3 separate regions of the Homo sapiens genome follow, and regions 1 and 3 are each linked to region 2. A link is a contact called in ENCODE Hi-C or POLR2A ChIA-PET data. All regions are on one chromosome and are shown on one strand. Each heading gives the region's core, a stretch centred on a gene start or an enhancer-like site at or near the end of the contact. The rest is flanking DNA. Distances are from core to core; before and after follow the strand shown.

The links. A loop is a pair of places that touch in the nucleus more often than their neighbours do. ChIA-PET counts read pairs that join two places held with the same protein, here RNA polymerase II (POLR2A). Pooled maps may share reads with other maps.
Region 1: a loop to region 2 is called in a map of IMR-90, with 14 times the contacts of the local background. The contact joins two enhancer-like sites. A Hi-C loop is called at or near these places in 95 of 168 maps with a recorded cell type or tissue (A673, CD14-positive monocyte, CD4-positive, alpha-beta T cell and 56 more), 37 of 37 single-sample maps with no recorded cell type and 50 of 50 pooled maps. POLR2A ChIA-PET finds 5 or more read pairs at or near these places in 3 of 52 experiments (HEK293, activated T-cell and naive thymus-derived CD8-positive, alpha-beta T cell).
Region 3: a pooled map shows a loop between it and region 2 (7-fold over the local background). The contact joins two enhancer-like sites. A Hi-C loop is called at or near these places in 4 of 50 pooled maps. POLR2A ChIA-PET finds 5 or more read pairs at or near these places in 2 of 52 experiments (AG04450 and BJ).

The regions. Positions count from the first base shown.
Region 1 is chrX:40,662,046-40,665,660 of GRCh38, forward strand. It overlaps MED14 (mediator complex subunit 14), which reads right to left. Exons shown (of 31, transcript NM_004229.4): 25 at 2,262-2,444; 26 at 880-1,115. Among named protein-coding and RNA genes, the nearest start is that of CXorf38, 16 kb to the left of the region's middle. Within about 2 kb of position 1,491, at least 3 of the 41 ENCODE cell types and tissues checked have a DNase peak (open chromatin) inside an H3K27ac peak, as active enhancers do.
Region 2 is chrX:40,792,647-40,796,444 of GRCh38, forward strand. No RefSeq gene overlaps it. Among named protein-coding and RNA genes, the nearest start is that of MED14OS, 59 kb to the left of the region's middle. Within about 2 kb of position 1,570, at least 7 of the 41 ENCODE cell types and tissues checked have a DNase peak (open chromatin) inside an H3K27ac peak, as active enhancers do.
Region 3 is chrX:41,008,554-41,012,152 of GRCh38, forward strand. No RefSeq gene overlaps it. Among named protein-coding and RNA genes, the nearest start is that of USP9X, 75 kb to the right of the region's middle. Within about 2 kb of position 1,683, at least 36 of the 41 ENCODE cell types and tissues checked have a DNase peak (open chromatin) inside an H3K27ac peak, as active enhancers do.

The DNA of each region.
Region 1 (3,615 bases), core at 241-2,740, 130 kb before region 2:
GTAGACGACGGGGTTTCATCATGTTGCCCAGGCTGGTCTTGAACTCCTGACCTCAAGAGATCTGCCCACCTCAGCCTCTCAAAGTGCTGGGATTATAGGCGTGAGCCACCGTGCCCGTCCTGTTCACATATTTAAAAAGAAGCTTTTGTCCTTGTAACCATAAATAATTTTCTTCAAATTTTTTTTCTCTTTTTATTTTTTTAGAGACAGGGTCTCACTCGATCACCCAGGACAGAGTGCAGCAGCATGATCACAGCTCACTGTAACCTGGAACTCCTGGTCTCAAGCAATCCTCCTGCCTCAACCTCCCAAGTAGCTAGGACTACAGGTGCATGCCTGCTAATTTTTTAAATTTTTTGTAGAGAGAGGGTCTTGCTATATTGCCTAGGGTGGTCTGGAACTCTTGGGCTCAGTGATCCTCCTGCCTCAGCCTTCCAAAGTGCTGGGATTACAGGTATAAGCCACCACACCCAGCCAATTATTTTATTTCAATAAAGACTCAGAGTCAAAATCAGCCTCCCCGCACGGGCACTCCAGAAGGCAAATAATTACTGGTATGCTATTCTCTGCAAGGCCAGATCCTGTGCGCAGTGCTCCTGTGTGCTGCAGAAATCTATCTCCAGGTCCATGTTAGCCATATAACATAGAAGCCACAGCACAGCAAACTGTATAATGCAGAAATATGTTAACATAAGAATGGAAAAGAAAATAATGGAGTCCATTTTTAATGCCAGGTTAGGGTGAAAATCATAATTCTAACAAGCTTGTTAAAGGAGGGAAGGTGAAGGAATGTCACGTTAGTTCAGATCCTATCCTGCAGGACAATTTAGCATTTTACCCTTAACAATCACCACTTAGAAGGTCATTAGGTACCCATACCGTTTCTTGTTGAATAATTCTTTGAAGATGTCGTCTCATGATGACTGATCCAAGGAATCTCTCAAGTGGAGAACAAAGGTAACTACCTGCCAGGCCGGGCACAAGGCCTGGAGTTGGAGAGGGCAGCAGTAAAATGTTCAAGGCACTGTGAGTGAGGATGGTAGGTATGGATGCCGCCCAAGAGCGCTGAGGTAGTTTACGAGGTGGAGGCATGTTTGTTGGCATTGTTTGAGAACCTTTTGGGAAGGAAAACATGTTATGTCATTTACAAATACATACTATCTCATTGCTTCCTGTTTTGCTTTCATCATAAATCTTTGATGTTCTAAATCATTCTGTACTGTTTTAGTTACTCCTTGTGGTGTAACAATCATATATTAACAACCTGTTAGCAAAAATGGCCACTATTTTTCTCCTTCTTATATCCAGGCCCCTTGCAATGTGACTTTGCAGCAACTCCTTTAAGGGGTGGACTCTATTTCTCCACCTGAAACCTGGCTGGCCTAGTATTTGCTTCTGACCAACAGAATGTGGTGGAAGTGACACTGGGCTAGTTGTAGGCCTCAGCTTCTACTCCCTGCCTTAAAATCCTGTTGAGCCACCATGTGAACAAACCTCAGATCAAGTGTGAAACCACACAAAGCAGAGAGAAACCTTGCCATCTGAGGCCATCTAGTCCCAAACCAACCCAGCAGCTGACTACAGACACATGAGTGAGCTGCCCAGCAGAGTCTGAAAGAATCACTCAGCTGTGCTTAGTCTAAACTGCCAACCTGCAGAATTGTGAACCAATATATAACAATCATATATTGTTTTAAGCCACTAAATGTAGCAAAAGCTAACCAATAAATGTGTACAATTCTCTTCTCTGTTATTATGTGTGATATTGTGAAATATATATTTGGTCTTTGTCCTAGCTCCTGGCATACAAATCCTAAAATTTTTGGACTCTTCAAAGTGGTTAAGTGTCCTTTTGTATGCTAATGAGATGGCTGATGGCTGGCAGCCCCTAGGTAGCTTCAGGAAGGGGGCTGATCACAGGAAAGACACGGCACAATTAGAGGGTTGGTAGTTTCAGCCCCACCCCCAAAGTTGATCACCAGTGGCCAGTGATTTAATCAATAATGCCTACGTGATGAAACTTCCATAAAAACCCAAAAGGACAGAGTTTGGAGAACTTCCAGATAGGCAAACATGTGAAGGCTCACAGAGGGCATGGAAACTGCACTCCCCTTATGCATCTCTTCATCTGCATCCTTTGTAATATCCTTTAAGTATCCTCTCTCAAAAAGTAGGTCATGACTTTCAAATGTGAGGATGCAACAAGATAGGTCACTTTGGGTTATACTAAAAAAGAACATAAAAATGTTGATGATACTTACTTGTTCCAGCTCGAGGGGAATGAGAAGCATCTGGAACCGGAGAATGTAGTGAGGGGTTGGCTGGTGACATTCCAGGCATGCGTGCTGCTGGTGAGGGGCCAGACACTTGAGGAGATCCTGGCCAGTTCCCTGCTCGTCCACTTGGTGACACCATAGTGTATGGGGAACTAGGGTCAAGAGTTCCTATAAAAAAGGTAAACAAATGATTCTCAAAACCTATATTTTAATAACTGAAAATTATTTGACAGCATTCAAATCTTTACACAGTAATAATTTTATTTTTTCTTCCAATAAGATGTTTCACTGAAGCTTGATGTGTGTTAACATGTCATGCCTGAATCTCTATTTTGTGTAAGGTACTTTTTAACATGATACAAAAATTAGAAAAATATAAAGCTTGAGAGAGGATAAAATTTACCTTCACACAAGCTTCAATGTATGTAATATGTAACAATGTATGCTACTATATGCATTAAAATATTAAGCAAACAATCTCAGAGTTCCTTTAAAGGCAGAAATATTATATTTTTAAACCAACTTTGACAAACCATATTTTCATTCTACTCTAAGTAGAATGAGGAGAAGGAAATTTTCCATATTCTTTATTTAGACTACGTTGACTAAGAAATGAACCAAGACTCAAGTTTTGAAAGCAGTGACTTCCTGAACAATTTGATATTTAAATTTCACCCTCCATTGGTATCTACGAAGATATTCAAAAATAAAAAATAAATAAATTTCATCCTCCAGATACCTTCAACATATTATTTATATCCCTCTGTAACCAAATGACAAACTGAAAAAATACTTTTACCATGTATATGTCAGAGAGTAAATGGTCTTTACTTAGGTCTTACAAATGGGCAAGAAAAAACACAAGAACATAGGCAAAGCATATATAACTGGGAGGTATAAAATAAGAAACACCAAAGACCGGCTAGGCACGGTGGCTCACACTTGTAATCCCAGCACTTTGGAAGGCTGAGGTGGGTGGATTGCTTGAGTCCAGGAGTTCGAGACCAGCCTGGGCAACACGGCAAAACCCCATCTCTACAAAAAAATACAAAAACTAGCCAGGCGTGGTTGTGCACATCTGTAGTCCCAGCTACTTTGCTGGGGAGGAGGTTGAGGCAGGAGGATCACTTGAACTTGAGAAGCCGAGGTTGCAGTGCACTGAGACTGCACCACTGCACTCCAGCCTGGGTAACAGAGTGAGACTCTGTCTCAAAAAAAACAAAACAAAACAAAAAAACCAAAGACCAACCAAAAAAGGTTCAATTTTCTTCACTAATAAAGAAATACATTAAACAGTAAGATACCATTTTTCACCTATGAAAATGTCCAAGGTCTTTAA
Region 2 (3,798 bases), core at 320-2,819:
TGTTTCAGTTCCTGTTGGAAATGGACCAAAGAGGTTATGTGCTTAGTTAAATTAGAGGTTTCTTGGTCTAGCAAGAGATAACTGGTGAGAAAAGGCTATCCACACATCATTTCAAAGGGACTCAAACCTAGCTTTGAAGGAGTGTTTCTGACATGTAGCAGGGCTATGGGGAGAAGGGTAGTCCAGGGGAGATGAGTCTCCTGAGACGGTTTCCTGAGGTGCCTTTTGATAATATCATTTGTCTTTTCTACCTTTCCCGGGGATTGTGGTCTCCAGGCATAATGAAGATAGTACTGTAGAACCAAGTGCCTTTGAGACCCCCTGGGTGACGGCCACCTTGAACGAGGGGCCATTATTGCTCTGGAGATACTTAGGAAGTCCAAAGCAGGGAATTATCTCATTGATTAGTACTTTTATCACCTCAGAGGCTTTCTCTGTCTGACATGGAAATGCTTCTACCCAGTTAGTGAACGTATCTATTTATAGTAGGAGGTACTGGATGCCCCTTGTCTTTGGCATATGGGTGAAATCCATTTGCCAGTCTTCCCCAAGGTAGCCGCTTGTCTTTTGAGTTCCTGGCCAAAGACGCTGTCGATTAAGGAGACTGTTTTTAAGGCAGATCTTGCCACCATTAACAACTTGTTTAACTCTTTGTATTAGATTTTTACCTGAGAACAATCTCTGGGCCAGTTGATAGGTTTTATCCTTACCTAGGTGGAAGGCCTAGTGAAGGCTTTTAAGTACTTTCCATTGGTTGGCAGCTGGTAGATGAAGCTTATTGTCCTCCGATTGTAGCCATCCTGAGGACTGCAGGATGTATCCCCAAGAGGTGGCCCATTCTATTTCTGCAAGAGAGTATTGAGGTTTTATTTCTCTGATGCGGCCCTCCCAGATCAGTAGGGCTTCAAGTGGATCAGAGACCTGGGCCCCCTTGCTGCTGATTTAGCTGCTTTGTCCTCCAGCCTATTTCCCTCGGCTATCTCATCCATCACTCTTTGATGGCCTTTACAATGTATTATTGCCAGCTCCCATGGGAGGAAAACCAAGGAAAATAGTCTTATTAATTTCCTGATGGTATTCAATGGGAGACTAATTAGCTGTGAGGAAGTTCTTCTCTTTCCAGATAGTAGCATGGGCATGGAGGACTAGGAAAGCATACTTAGAATCAGTATAAATGGGCCAGGCGCGGTGATTCACGCCTGTAATCCCAGCACTTTGGGAGGCCGAGGCAGGCGGATCACCTGAGGTCAGGAGTTCAAGACCAGCCTGACCAACATGGAGAAACCCTGTCTCTACTGAAAATACAAAATTAGCCGGGCATGGTGGCGCATGCCTGTAATCCCAGGTACCCGGGAGGCTGAGGCAGGAGAATCGCTTGAACCTGGGAGGCAGAGGTTGCAGTGAGCTGAGATTGCGCCATTGCACTCCAGCCTGGAAGTGCAATGAAGAGGAAACTCCGTCAGAAAGAGAGAGAGAGAGAGAGAGAGAGAGAGAGAGAGAGAGAGAGAGAGAGAGAGAGAGAGAAAGAATCAGTATAAATGCTGTTTTTCCTTTGCTTAACTTGAGCGCCCTCTTGAGGGCAATTAGTTTGGTTAGTTGAACACTTGTGCCCTAGGAGAGGTGCACTTTCAACTATATCGTTCATATAGCTGTTGCATACCCTGCTTTATGGGTTCTTTGTTCTACAAAAGAACTCCCGTCCGTAAAGAGAATCCAGTCTGGGTAAAACAGACTCGGGGCTGTTGCAGGGGGCACAGTGGGAGTGAGATCAGCTCTTTGGTTTGTGTGGGAGCTGGGTGGGGCCTGTGACTGCCGGCTTTCCCCCACTTCCCTGACAACTTGCATGACTCAGCAGAGGCAGCCATAATCCTCCTAGGAACACAACTTCAGTGACCTGGGAATCTCACCCCCATCCCCCATGGCAGCCGCAGCAAGACCCGCCAAGGAGAGCACGCCTAGCCCTGCTCCCACCTGATGGTCCTTCACTACCCACCCTGGTAGCAGAAGGCAAAGGACATATAATCTTGGGAGTTCTACAGCCGTGCCTACTGCCAGTCCCTCTCCACACTATTATAGTTGATGCTTTCTGGAAAGCACCACCTCCTGGCAGGAAGCCAACCAGCACAAAAATAGAGCATTAAACCAACAAAGCTAAGGACCCCCATGGAGTCCATTGCACCCTCCACCACCTCCACCAGAACAGGTGCTGGTATCCATGGCTGAAAGACTCACAGATGGTTCACATCACAGGACTCTGTGCAGACAACCCCCAGTACCAGCCTGGAGCCGGATTGACTCACTGGGTGGCTAGACCCAGAAGAGAGACAACAATCACTGGAGTTCAGCTCACAGGAAGCCACATCCCCAGAAAAGGGGGAGAATACTATATCAAGGGAACACCCCATGGGACAAAAAAATCTGAACAACAGCCTTCAGCCCTAGACCTTCCCTCTGACAGAGGCTACACAAATGAGAAGGAACCAGAAAACCAGCCCTGGTAATATAAGAAAACAAGGCTTGTCAACACCTCCCAAAAATTACACTGGTTCACCAGCAATGGCTCCAAACCAAGAAGAAATCCCCTATTTACCTGGAAAAGAATTCAGGAGGCTAGTTATTAAGCTAATCAGGGAGGGACCAGAGAAAGGCGAAGCCCAATGCAAGGAAATCCAAAGAAATGATGCAAGAAGTGAAGGGAGAAATATTCAAGGAAATAGATAGCCTAAAGAAAAAACAATCAAAAATTCAGAAAACTTTGGACACACTTTTAGAAATGCGAAATGCTCTGGAAAGTCTCAGCAATAGAATTGAACAAGTAGAGGAAAGAAACTCAGAGCTCGAAGACAAGGTCTTTGAATTAACCCAATCCAACAAAGACAAAGAAAAAAGATTAAGAAAATATGAACAAAGCCTCCAAGAAGTCTGAGATTATGTTAAACACCCAAACCTAAGAATAATCAGTGTTTCTGAGGAAGAAAACAATTCAAAATGCTTGGAAAATATATTTGGGGGAATAATCAAGGAAAACTTCCCCAGCCATGCTAGAGACCTAGACATGCAAATACAAGAAGCGCAAGGAACACCTGGGAAATTCATCACAAAAAGATCATCGCCTAGGCGCACTGTCATCAGGTTATCCAAAGTTAAGACAAAGGAAAGAATCTTAAGAGCTGTGAGACAGAAGCACCAGGTAACCTGTAAAGGAAAACCTATCAGATTAACAGCAGATTTCTCAGCAGAAACCCTACAAGCTAGAAGGGATTGGGGCCCTATCTTCAGCCTCCTCAAACAAAACAATTATCAGCCAAGAATTTTGCATCTGGCAAAACTAGGCATCATATATGAAGGAAAGATACAGTCGTTTCAGACAAACAAATGCTGAGAGAATTCGCCATTACCAAGCCACCACTACAAGAACTGCTAAAAGGAGCTCTAAATCTTGAAACAAATCCCGAAAACACATCAAAACAGAACCTCTTTAAAGCATAAATCACACAGGACCTGTAAACCAAAAATACAAGTTAAAAAGCAAAACAAACAAACAAAGTATGCAGGCAACAAAGAGCATGATGAATGCAACGGTACCTCACATTTCAATACTAACTGAATGTAAATGGCCTAAATGCTCCACTTAAAAGATACAGAACCGCAGAATGGATAAGAACTCACCAACTGGCCGGGTGCGGTGGCTCTCTCCCGTAATCCCAGCACTTTGGGAGGCCGAGGTGGACGGATCACAAGGTCAGGAGATCGAGACCATCCTGGCTAACAAGGTGAAATCCCGTCTCTACTAAAAAT
Region 3 (3,599 bases), core at 433-2,932, 220 kb after region 2:
CTGCCTCAGCCTCCCGAGTAGCTGGCCTTACAGGCACGTGCCACCACGCCCAGCTAATTTTTGTATTTTTAGTAGAGATGGGGTTTCGCCATGTTGGCCAGGCTGGTCTTGAACTCCTGACCTTGGGTAATCCGTCCACCTTGGCCTCCGAAAGTGCTGGGATTACAGGCGTGGGCCACCGCGCCTGGCCCATTTTTCATTTTTAGATTGCCTCTTTCCCCCATGAGGGCAGGAACCTGGTCTGTTTTGTTTATTGCTATATTCCTATTATCTGGAAGAAGAACTGACACAGAAGGGGTGCCACAAATTCTTGTTAATTCTCTTCGTTTACGTTATGCAAGGTTCAAGTTCTTCCCAAATAGAATATAGCATGGAAGTTCTCGCAGGTGCTCTCTCTCCTCAATGCAAGACATGGCCACCTCTGAGATACAGTTGGCTCACCCCTAAAATGCTAAAGCCCAGCGATCACACAGGCGCACATATTAGAGCACTTCCTTCTCATAAACTTCCAGAAGCAGAATTACTAGATCATGAGCTAAACTCCCAAATTAACCTCCTGAGAGGTCAATGCTAATTCCTTTCCCATCAGCAGTACTCCATTACGGTGTACTCTGGGCCTTCAGGCAAATAATAATGATGATGATGATGATGTTGATGATGATGATGATAGTGTCCTCTTCACTCTTTGTTAACTGGAAAATAAACAGATCTTTTTAGTGGCAGGGAAACTTCTGGGTTATCAGGACTAGTGAGGTCCTGGGATGGGCTTTTAGGAGAAAAGAAGCTCTTCTGGCAGCTTCCATCTCTGAAATTATGTCCCCACCAATACTGTAAATTGTTTCCCCATGATGCCAAGTCATGTTTATTCAGGAATTCATTCACTTCATAATTCCTTTTGAGTATGTATTTTGTACGTAAACTCCAAACTTTTGCCAAGCTCAAGAATATTCCTTGAAATAAAGGAATTTGGCCAGGCATGGTGGCTAACACCTGTAATCCCAGCACTTTGGGAGGCGGAGGCGGGCTGATCACCTGAGGTCAGGAGTTTGAGACCAGCCTGGCCAACATGGCGAAACCTCGTCTCTACCAAAAATGCAAAAATTAGCCAGGCACAGTGGCAGGCGCTTGTAATCCCAGCTACTTGGGAGGCTGAGGCAGGAGAATCGCTTAAACCTGGGAGGCGGAGGTTGCAGTGAGCCGAGATTGTGCCGTTGCACTCCAGCCTGGGCGACAGAGCGAGACTCTGTCCTCCCCGTCCCCGCAAAAAAAAAAAAAAAAAAAAAAAAAAGGAATTTATAACTATCCTGGCATTTAGCAGTTTACAGGGGGGTTTCACTTCCGTTTTCTCATTTGGACCATGCAAAAGCCAACTGAGTACAATTCTGCCCATTTTACAGATGAACAAACCAGAGGCACAGAGGAGAGGGATTTGCCCGAGGCTACACAATACCTGTGAGTCACAGCCAGGACTAAGGATCCTGTGAGCTTCTCAGCACATGCCACTCCTTCCTACAACACCCTGCCAGGTCCACCACCTCCGTAAGTGGAGAATCTTAACGAAGGGCGACCTATGCACGCACCTGACTTCTGAGCTGAGGAACAGTAGAATGAAGGAGTTATTTTTAAATGGCTTTTACCGAGCCTGTGATGTCATTTCATTGATCACGCTGGGAGATGCGGTGCTGAGTTGTGCTATGGCAACTCGATTAAGGCTGGGAACTCCATTTCCTAGAAGCCCCTCCCTGCTGTGTTTCCGGGTTAGAGTTGGCCAAAAGAGAACCTTGTGCAAGAATTGTAGGGCGGAAGGCGAGCAGCAGTCACTGCCCCTGGCAGGTTTCCCGTCAGATACAGTGAAGGACAGAAACAGAGGGGCCCTGAGAGGCCCTGCAGCTCCCGGTTTATCCGGCTCTCTCCTCTGCTCCCTCCCAGCTAACATTTCCTGCTGTTGGCTCTGCTACCCAACAGCTGCCTCGGGCCCACCACCAGGGGCTTGGCTGTCGCCCCACATGGGGCGGGAGCTACGTAGAGGCCACAGCTCCCATAAACCTCTCCACGAACTCCCCCTCCGCGGCCCTGCTTCGGTGGCTAGATGTGCTTTGGCTTCTGGAATTTTCCTGCAAGCTCTGATTTGTCCAACTGCACCAGTGCTTCCGGCAACGGCTAGTGACTCTCTGATCTTCTGACTCCTCCTTCCAGACATTCACTTCCCCAGCTCTTCCCACAGCTGTGAACGGTTTTATTCCTAGAATACTCACAGTGGCTCTGTTTCCCTGGCTGAATCCTGTTACGATACTTACAGATTCTGCTTTACATGAAAAACAGCATAAGAAAAAAAAAATGTTCTGGAGTGTAAGGCAGAATTCCACCTGATACTTAGAATCTATATATCTCATGTGCTTGATTTATAGATTGGATATGTGGGAACTAAGGAAAGAAGATTATTCAATGAACCAGTGGAGGAAGAATCGTGTATGCTTTCAGTGTAGACCAAACTGGGGAAATAGATGAGAAAGGAATAACTGAAAAGACATAACCTTCTTTATCTTGTTTTTCTAAGCTCAAAAGATGGAAGAGGGGAAGGAATTGGTAGTGAAGCCATTTTTGTAGTCTGGAAATTTTCTGTCAAGTTTTACATAATTCCTTAGGGCATACCAAAGAAAATAATCAGTCCTGTCTACCCTCTAAGTAACTATCTTCTCTTGAAAGAGAAAGGAGTGATTCTTATTTAGGAAATCTAGTTCTTTAAATATAAAATACGAAATTGAGCCTGGGCAACATAAGGGAGACCTTGTCTCTACTAAAATTCAAAAAGAATAAAAATTAGCCAGGGGTGGGGCGCAAGCTGATAGTCCCAACTATTTTGGGGGCTGAGGTGAGAAGATCGCTTGAGCCCAGGAGGTTGAGGCTGCAGTGAGCAATGATCTCACCGCTGCACTCCAGCCTGGGTGATACAGTGAGACCCCATCTCAAAATAGATACATTAATTAAATTAAATGTGAAATTACACGTGAACAGGAGCAAACCGATGTTCAAGGATTCTTAAACATTATAAAACCAACAGGACAATATCTACCTGGTTAATGCTGAGGTGAATAGTCAAGGCTCTAATGTTAATAAATAAATACATCAAAGATCTTTTCCTTTCTCTTCCTTATTGTAGCCTCCTCTCTTTGCAACAGAGAAAGGAGGTCTTAGAACAGTTTCCAGTGGAGAAGAATTTTGAAATTCAGCGTTTTCTTCCTAGCAGTCTGTATGTATGTGAATGTTCTATGCCATTGTTCTTTCAAAATCATACTTGTTTGTCTCCCTCTTCCACCCTCACGCAGTGAGCGTTTTCACCCAGTGTCTTTAAAACATGCCTGCCTCAGGTGGCTGGTCACTTTATCAAATAAAAGGTGGCTGGCTTTGCCAATTTCTTTTCCCTACTCTGCATTAATAAGCCTGGCTCACAGTGCAGTAGAATTTTATTTCCACCAAGCAAATACAGATTGCTTTCTCCTTGGCTGCTTTTTAAAAGTCTTCTCACTCTCACTTGTGTCTAGATCATCCACCCATCCCTGCAGCACTAATGCTGACAGTGGCCAAGAGTATGAAATGTT